Linked DNA regions of Homo sapiens: all the other regions are linked to region 1. Evidence: chromatin contacts called from ENCODE Hi-C or POLR2A ChIA-PET data. All regions are on one chromosome and are shown on one strand. Each heading gives the region's core, a stretch centred on a gene start or an enhancer-like site at or near the end of the contact. The rest is flanking DNA. Distances are from core to core; before and after follow the strand shown. Region 1 overlaps INPP5D (inositol polyphosphate-5-phosphatase D). Region 2 overlaps INPP5D (inositol polyphosphate-5-phosphatase D). Region 3 overlaps INPP5D (inositol polyphosphate-5-phosphatase D).

Region 1 (2,845 bases), core at 177-2,676:
AAGCAATTCTTCTGCCTCAGCCTCCGGAGTAGTTGGGATTATAAGTGTGCGTCACCATGTCTGGCTAATTTTTGTATTTATAGTAGAGGCGAGGTTTTGCTATGTTGGCCAGGCTGGTCTCGAACTCCTGACCTCAGGTGATTCACCCACCTTGGCCTCCCAAAGTGCTGGGATCACACGTGTGAGCCACCGTGCCCAGCCGAGACTTGGAACTTTAGATTGTTTTGTCCTAAACTTCCCATGGCTACACCAGCCCGTTACTCCAGACCATTGAGGTCAGCTTCATCCTGGCTCTAGCACCTGGCATGTGTGCCATCCTCCTAGCTGGATGGCAGCCCCACATTGGAAGGCCTGCCTCCTGGATCCTTATCTGAATTGCTGATGTGAATGAAAGGAGGAACCAACAGCACAGACGCCTATGTCTGGACTGACACTGGTGTGGCCTCAGCCAGGCCCATCTCTCTCCCTGTGCTCTTCAACAACAACAAAATCACAAATGAACCCCATAAAATGCTTTATGGAAACCTATAGATATCAGATTAAAGATCACAATCTGGTGGCCCCTATGTTGGATTTAGTGTTCTGTTCACCCAACCCATATTTTTAAAAATTATGAACCAGTTACAAGCATTTTTAAAAATTCAGAGATTTCTACATAATAATCTGGATTTTCAGCTTTCCTTGAAAAATCTGAAGATCTGATACCCTTGATTATTCCACAGTGATGTAGCTGGGGTGGGGCGTGTATTAGTCTGTTTTCACGCAGCTGATAAAGACATACCTAAGACTGGGCAACTTACAAAAGAAAGAGGTTTAATGGACTCACAGTTCCACGTGGCTGGGGAGGCCTTACAATCATGGCGGAAGGTGAAGGGCACATCTCATGTGGCAGACAAGAGAAGAATGAGCTTGTGCAGTCAAACTCCCATTTCTAAAGCCATCAGATCTCATGAGACCCATTCACTATCACGAGAACAGAGCCGCCATAATTCAATCACCTCCCACCGGGTTCCTCCCACGACACGTGGGAATTGTGGGAGTTACAATTCAAGATGAGATTTGGGTGGGGACACAGTCAAACCATATCAGAGTGGAAGCATTCCCTTTCAATGGGGCAGTTCTCTTTGATGTGTCACCATCCCCACCTCGCCCTGTCGCCTCACTCGCAGCCTGTTCCACTCATTTACATCACCCGCCTGACTGCTGTAGGCCACTGAGCTATGATATTCATCAGACGCAACTAATTACCCAACTTGTGAGGCCAGCAACCACACACTGGTAAACAGGTTTAGTTGACTTGGTGTGTTCCCAGTGACCTCCTGCTGGTTCCCAGGCCCAGCACCTGCTTTGCCTCTCCTCACAGATCATGCTGTTAGTAATCTCATCTAGCCTCTTGCCTGGGGTGGACGTCAAGCTCACTACACTGTAAACTCCAAAACAGCCCACGTTACTCCCGGTGACAATCAGAATTCCCCCTGGCCTGCCCTCAGGTGTCCTGGCTCTCTCCTCTCAGCATCCCCCATGGACTCATGGGCACCCCCGGTTGAGCTCGCTCACCCAGAGCTCTCTCTCTTCCCTGGGATGAGGCTTGGTTCTACGGAAGCTGGGGTCGTCACAGCCTGTTTTCTGCCTTGGGGTTTGGTCCCAGTTCCTCAGAGCAGTGACTTTCAGTTCCTTTGCAGGTGTGACCTGTCTGCTCCTGTTAGAGCCTCCTTTCCCCAGAGGGCAGGGTGGGCCCCACTGGGGAGCTGGAGGGCTCACTTTTGTCACTGCACTTGCCACCCAGAACACTGTTACTGTCCCTTTCTGGCATTTCTTGGTTTCAGACAATCTCACCTACCCCTCAAAGAAGGCGGAAGCTTCCTGTCGTGGTCTGGCCCTTTGCCATCTTTCAGTGTTCCTCACTGAACGGTAATCCCCTCCGTGTGCCCCCAACGAGTCATTCACCATCTTGTGCTAACTGCATTTCTTCCTGATCCAAACTTGCTTTCTGGAGATGGGGGCCATGCAGAAGGGAAGGCGGGTGTATCAGGAGGTCTGGTCTCTGGGGACTGAAGGGATGATTTTGCCAAAAGGGTCAATGTCACTGGACCACATGCCATGGTAAACCTTGGACAACCAGTTCTCCAGGGAAGAAAACAAGCCCGTGATTTGTAGTGTTTGCCTATTTCTACCGTGGAGACACTCTAACCACAGCTCCCACCAGAGTGGCTGCATTCACAACCAGCTCTTGGGGTTCCTGGAAAACTGGGATTTGAGCCTGTAGGAGCCAGTGCCAGCACCCCATGGGCATGTGTGTTATCAGCTCACATCTGCCAAGTCCTGGCGAGGTCTGCCTGCCTCTAGGACTGTAGACGTCTTTATTAGAGACTCCTGTCACACCTGTTAGGAGTCAGACAGATTAATAATCACTTCTTTTTATTTAGAGCTCTTTTAATCCCCAAACTCTTATTTATAAGTTATTTTATAAATTAATAATGATATATCATATATTATATTATAATTAATAATGACATATATGTCATATAACATTATTAAAATCAATTAATTATTAAATAATTATAATATATAATTATATATTATATTATTATTAAATATATAACATATAATAGATATTATATATTACATATTATATAAGTAGTAATTGCATATTATATAAATAATATATATTATATATAATATAAATATATTTATTTATTATAAATTATATTTATTTATATTATATTTATAATTACATTATATTATATTAACTTATTTATAAGTTAATCAGTTTTACCTCTTCCTTGTGATCAGGTTTGGGAAGGATGTTTTTTCTACCTGCCTGGTCTGCTTCCTTGACTGTGTG
Region 2 (2,930 bases), core at 368-2,867, 66 kb after region 1:
GACCCTGTGTTCCTCCCACACCCTCTGCCTCAACTCTCGCGACCACATCATCCTGATCCCACCAGTAGTTCCCCGGGTTAAAAACAGAGAGCCTCACATCCTCAGATCCTGGCTCAGTCCTCAGCAAATAGGGGTGATTGGTCTCCCTGGCTGAAACTCACTCAGGGTCTACACCAGCAGTCCCAGGGATCTAGCTAAAATGCAGGTTCCGACCCAGTAGATCTTGGGTGGAGCTCAGGGTTCCAAGTTTCTGACAGGTTCCCAGGCGACTTGAGCGCTGCTGGTCGGCCCGTGGGACCCATTTTAAGAAGCAAGAACCTAGAAGAGGCATTGGCCAACTTTTGCAGGAAAGGGAAGGGCCTGACAGTAAATATTTCAGGCTTTGCAGGCCACTCAACACTATTCCTCTCTGCCTTTCTGGTGGGAAAGCAGCCATAGGCAACCCAGAAAGCGAATGGGAGTGACTGTGTTACCAGTGAGACCTTCCTTACAAGCACAGGCGGGAGGTGGCTGGCCCCTGCCCTCGGTCCCTGTGCACCAGGTTGGATCTGGAAACGCTGGTGTCAGTGGAGAGTTGCTGGCTTCAGAGAGCAGTAACAAGGGCAAGAAGTCTTCATAAGTGTAGGAGTGCAAGCCTGTGTGTTTGTGTAGGATGTGTGTGTGAGTAGGTCTGTGTATGTGAGTTTGTGTGAGTGACAGCGTGCATGTGAGTGTGTGAGCCTGTGTAGGTGTGTGAGAGTTTATGGATGTGTGTTTGTGAGCATGTTTATGTGAGTCAATGTGTGAGCGTACCACCCCATATCTATGAGTGTGTGTCTATATGTGTGTGAATCTATGCATGTGTTTGAGTGTGTCTATGTGAGTCTATGTATGTGAGTCCGTGTATGAGTGTACCACCCATATCTATGTGTGTGAGTGTCTGTATGTGTGAGTCCATGCATGTGTGTTTGTGTGTGTTTATGTGAGTCTACATATGTGAGTCCGTGTGTGAGTGTACCACCCCGTATCTATGAGTGTGTGTGTGTCCATGCATGTGTTTGTGAGTGTATTTATGTGAGTCTATGTATGTGAGTCCGTGTGTGTGTACCACTCCATATCTATGAGTGTGTGAGTGTCTATGTGTGTGTGTCCATGCATGTGTGTTTGTGAGTGTGTGTTTATGTGCATCTGTGTGTGAGTGTACCACCCCGTATCTATGAGTGTGTGAGAGTCCATGCATGTGTTTGTGAGTGTGTTTATGTGAGTCTATGTATGTGAGTCCATGTATGAGTGTACCACCCCATATCTATGAGTGTGTGAGTATCTGTGAGTCCATGTGTCTGTGTTTGTGAGTGTGTGTTTATGAGAGTCTAGGTATGTGAGGGTGGGTGTCCGAGTGCATGTGCATAAGTGCTAGAGCCTCTCTGTGTGTTTGTGTGTGTGTGTGTGTGTGCCCGTGTGTGCACGTGGGGTGGTATACACACAGGGCTCCAGGGCTGGCATCAGGGGCGAGGCCAGTGGTTTTTGGTGGTTGGAGTCAGTGGAGTCAGGAACAGGACAGAGTCCCAGAGATAACAGGAAATAGAAGAATTGCTGCAATCGAACGTGCAAAGCTCTCTCAACTTTTCTGCTGACAAACCGCAAACTGCCCGCGTCCACCCCCACTCGTCCCCCTTCCTTCCTGCCACAGTAGAAGGGTGGGGCTGGCGTGGCTATCCTGGCTGCGCCCACGCCCTCCTGCTGCCCAGCAACCGCCCCGGGTGTGGATTCCATCGCTCCCTGGGCTTCCAGTCCCTCCCACCAGCCCCTGCCCCGCTGTGCAGAATATGCTCGGACCTCCTAGGGCCACATAAAACCACCCCCTCAGCCAGACCAGTTCCTGGTCATCCTGGCCTCAGGGCTGGGCACTGGGTCAGCTTCTGAGCAGGCAGGAGCTCTGCTCATGTGGACCTGACACACATTGCATGAGCAGACGGGAGGAAAAGAAGCCAGTTCCTGGGAGGGAGTGCACTGGCGAAGGAGTGTGTGGCGTGGGCAGAGAGCAGAGGTCAGGGGCCTCCCTGAGAAGGGCAGTGCGACTGGCATCTGAGGGGTGAGGAGAAAGGCCTGGCCAGAGTCCCAGCTTTATGACCATTGCAGGGCAGCTTCTGGGCTGTGCAGCTCACACACACCTTCCCCTCCTTCCCCTCCTTCCCCTCCTCTCTGCCCTGGGGCCAGCCTCCCTCCTCCACTCCCCTGAAATGGCTCCCAGCCATAATTAGCACAGGACAGAAACAGCAAATGCTGGTCGGTGTGGTAGGCTCACGCCTGTAATCCCAGCACTTTGGAAGGCCGAGGCCGGTGGATCACTTGAAGTCAGGAGTTCGAGACCAGCCTGGCCAACATGGTGAAATCCCATCCCACTAAAAATACAAAAATTAGTTGGATGTGGTGGTGCGCACCTGTAATCCCAGCTGCTTGGGAGGCTGAGGCAGGAGAATCGCTTGAACCCGAGAGGTGGAGGTTGCAGTGAGCTGAGATCATGCCACTGCACTCCAGCCTGGGTGACAGAGCGAGACTCTATCTCAAAAAAAAAAAAAAGTCCTTAGAACAACCAAGGCCTTTCTAAGAGTGTGCCCTAAGCAAGGCTGTGTGCTGAATGCTTTGAATCATCTCATTTGATATAAACACCCTGCTAGGCACGATGGCTCATGCCTATAATCCCACACTTTGGGAGGCCAAGGTGGGAGGACCTCCTGAGACCGGGAGTTTGAGACCAGCCTGGGCAACATAGGAAGGTACCATTTCTACAAAAAAAAAAAAAAAAAAAATGGCATAGTAGTGCATGCCTGTGGGCCCAGCTACTCAGGAGGCTGAGGTGGGAGGATCACTTAAATCTGGGAGGTCAAGGCTACAGAAAGCCATGATTTTGCCACTGCACTCCAGCCTGGGCGACACAGACTTTGTCTCAA
Region 3 (2,817 bases), core at 224-2,723, 86 kb after region 1:
AGGACTCACGAAGCTGATCAGAGAAGTGGGGCTGCAGGTGGATGACTCAAGGGGACACTCAGTTATTGTGAGGGGTCCCCCTGTGGCCTGTGCAGCCCTAGGGGCAGGGGTGGCCATGAATGTACTGACCCCCCAGTCCCTTGTAGGTGGCAAGCAGGGTCCAATCCCTGGCCCTCAGGGTGGACTGTGACCCACTCTAGGTTCCCTGCAAGCTGGGGCTCTGACTCAACCAGAGAGTGTTGGGCCCAGGTCCAGACCTCAAAGAGCCGGTGTGAGGGCCTGAGCAGCAGCTGCCTGTTGTCGCCCTGGCCCCTCTTGCTCGTTGGAGATCACAGCGTCTTTCTCGGGGGGACTGCAGCGTCCGAAAGCAAGCAGGAGATGGACAGGCTCCCCTGAGCCAGCAGCCTTTAGCACAAACTGTGTTTAGGAAACACCCTTTCCGGGTGACATTTCTAGGCAGATTGTCTAAAGCTGTTTCATGGCTAGGGAAGAGCTGCGTGTGTCCAGCCGTCTTCGCTGAGATGGTCTGCACAGTGATCGGGGGAGGAAAAGGGGGCATCACCTCCTCAAAAGGGCATTTTGTGAGGGCCTGGCTGGGATGCTTCCAGAAATCAGGAAGAAGCGTGTGCTGCCAGTTCTGCCCCTCTGGTCCCTGCCTCCTTCTCCAACTGAGGTGGGCCCAGGCCTGGTGCTAGAGCGGCCTTTGTCACTGAGTCCCCAAGCTCCAGTTCACCCAGCAGGGTCAAAGCGGTTCGAAAAATGATGAGGATTTTTGTGCGGGTGTTTTTAATAAACTATCAAGACAGTTCCATACATTTCTATGGAAACAGCATATTAGGAAGCTTAAATTAGAATTTCAAAAGGCTGCTATCTTGAGTGGCGTGGGACGAGCTGTCAAGTTTCCTAATCTTTTTGCCTGTGATGTGATGATTTCTTTGTTGCCTGGTTTGTTGCAAAGAGGAACTGAAAAGGAGGGGGAATCTCTTTGATTTTCCTAAAAATAATTAGACCATGTTGGCAAATGACCAATCCCTGCACAAAAACAGAATCCCCGGCAGGCCTGACTCCTAAATGATGCTGAGGCCCCGAGATAAAAAAAAAAAAAAAAAAAAAAAGGAGAGAGCACATCTTCCTAGGTCTGGGTGGGGTGACCCCAGGGAGTCTTTTCTGTCTGGTTCTTGCTCTGTTTTCTGAAAACCAGCCTTTTTGTCCTCCAACAGGTTTTGTCAAGAGTCAGGAAGGAGAAAATGAAGAAGGAAGTGAGGGGGAGCTGGTGGTGAAGTTTGGTGAGACTCTTCCAAAGGTAATTCTAGAGCAAGGCATTCCCCAGAGGGAGATTTGCATTTACTAGGCCAGTAGTACCAGCCAGTGGCAGAGCTATGGCCAGGCCTGACCAGAGGAAGCAGGAATCTCATAGACCAAATGCAGAAAGAGACCCACTCTAGGAGCAAGCTCTCGCTCAAGGTGGTTCGTAACACACTTTACAGCAGTGGGTATGTGGCCTTATTATTCCTAAATGGTTTCAGTTCCCCTAAAGGATCACAGAAGGGATCTAGAGGTCAGCTCGTCTAACCACATGATTTTGCAAAGAAGGAAACTCAGGTGCAGGGCCAAGCGCTGTTTGCTCATGGCCTCATGGCTGCAGTAACACACCTAGGACGCAACCCCAAGACCCCGATCCCCTCTTTGACGCTTGTTTTCCTATTCAGTGCTGGTTCATAGAATCGAGTACAAAGAGGCATAGAGAGGGGTCCATTGGCTACTGATCATACACTTGTGAACACACGAAGTACTCGACATGTCTGTGGCCCTGCAAAGAGCAGAGGGTGGAATTGGAAACACTCAGCCAGACCTTAGTGGGAACACATTCTTCTTTGCTATAGAAAAAATGGTTTTCTGGCCTGGTGTGGTGGCTCACACATATAATCCCAGCACCTAGGAAGCCAAGGCAGGGGGATTGCTTGAGCCCAGAAGTTCAAGACCAGCCTGGGAAACATAGTGACATCCCATCTCTACCAAAAAAAAATTTTTTTTCTCTTGTTTTTTTTTCTTTTTCTCTTTCTTTTTTTTTTTTTTTTTTTTTTTTTTTTTTTTTTTTTTTTTTTTTTTTTTTTTTTTGAGACAGAGTCTTGCTCTGTTGCCCAGGCTGGAGTGCAGTGGCATGATCTCGGCTCACTGCAACCTCAACCTCCCAGGTTCAAGCGATTCTCCTGCCTCACCCTCCTGAGTAGCTTGGACTACAGATGTGCACCACCACACCCATCTAATTTTTGTACTTTTAGTAGAGATGGGGTTCCTCATGTTGGCCACGCTGGTTTCAACTCCTGACCTCAAGTGATCCACTGGTCTCGGCCTCCCAAAGTGATTAGAGGTATGAGCCACCGCATCCAGCCTAAAACATTTTTTTTTAAATTAGCCAGACATGATGGCACATGCCTGGAGTCCTAGCTGCTCTGGAGACTGAGGCGGGAGGATAACCTGAGCCTAGGAGATCCAGGCTGCAGTAAGCTATGATCATGCCACTGCACTCCAGCCTGGGTGATGCAGTGAGACGCTGTCTCTTTTTTTGTTCATTTGTTTTTCTACTGAAACTGCTTTTGTGGAGCTAAATTGACAGTGGAGATGTTGGGTGTCCTCGAGTACAAGCTTATTATGAGCTTATTAGTTGTTCATGCTGGGTGGGAAGTGGAGTTTCTTTCTCGCACCATGAGGGAGGGGTGGAATGAAGGGGAGTCCCAGGCCAGGCAGATCCATCACAGGAGGTGGGGCGTCTTGGAGGCTCCCCTAGGAGATTCCCTCAGAGGTGACACTCGAGGT

Evidence for each region. A loop is a pair of places that touch in the nucleus more often than their neighbours do. ChIA-PET counts read pairs that join two places held with the same protein, here RNA polymerase II (POLR2A). Pooled maps may share reads with other maps.
Region 2: a loop to region 1 is called in a map of natural killer cell, with 2.0 times the contacts of the local background. The contact joins two enhancer-like sites. A Hi-C loop is called at or near these places in 2 of 168 maps with a recorded cell type or tissue (natural killer cell and transverse colon). POLR2A ChIA-PET finds 5 or more read pairs at or near these places in 5 of 52 experiments (OCI-LY7, WTC11, activated B cell and 2 more).
Region 3: a map of OCI-LY7 shows a loop between it and region 1 (4-fold over the local background). The contact joins two enhancer-like sites. A Hi-C loop is called at or near these places in 2 of 168 maps with a recorded cell type or tissue (OCI-LY7 and astrocyte of the cerebellum) and 4 of 50 pooled maps. POLR2A ChIA-PET finds 5 or more read pairs at or near these places in 4 of 52 experiments (OCI-LY7, activated B cell, activated T-cell and 1 more).

The regions. Positions count from the first base shown.
Region 1 is chr2:233,099,050-233,101,894 of GRCh38, forward strand. The region is part of intron 2 of INPP5D (inositol polyphosphate-5-phosphatase D); the gene reads left to right. Among named protein-coding and RNA genes, the nearest start is that of INPP5D, 40 kb to the left of the region's middle. Within about 2 kb of position 1,427, at least 7 of the 41 ENCODE cell types and tissues checked have a DNase peak (open chromatin) inside an H3K27ac peak, as active enhancers do; they include OCI-LY7 and natural killer cell, where a contact is called at or near this core.
Region 2 is chr2:233,164,439-233,167,368 of GRCh38, forward strand. All of the region lies in intron 13 of INPP5D (inositol polyphosphate-5-phosphatase D), which reads left to right. Among named protein-coding and RNA genes, the nearest start is that of ATG16L1, 86 kb to the right of the region's middle. Within about 2 kb of position 1,618, at least 12 of the 41 ENCODE cell types and tissues checked have a DNase peak (open chromatin) inside an H3K27ac peak, as active enhancers do; they include natural killer cell, where a contact is called at or near this core.
Region 3 is chr2:233,184,623-233,187,439 of GRCh38, forward strand. It overlaps INPP5D (inositol polyphosphate-5-phosphatase D), which reads left to right. Exons shown (of 27, transcript NM_001017915.3): 21 at 1,221-1,303. Among named protein-coding and RNA genes, the nearest start is that of ATG16L1, 66 kb to the right of the region's middle. Within about 2 kb of position 1,474, at least 4 of the 41 ENCODE cell types and tissues checked have a DNase peak (open chromatin) inside an H3K27ac peak, as active enhancers do; they include OCI-LY7, where a contact is called at or near this core.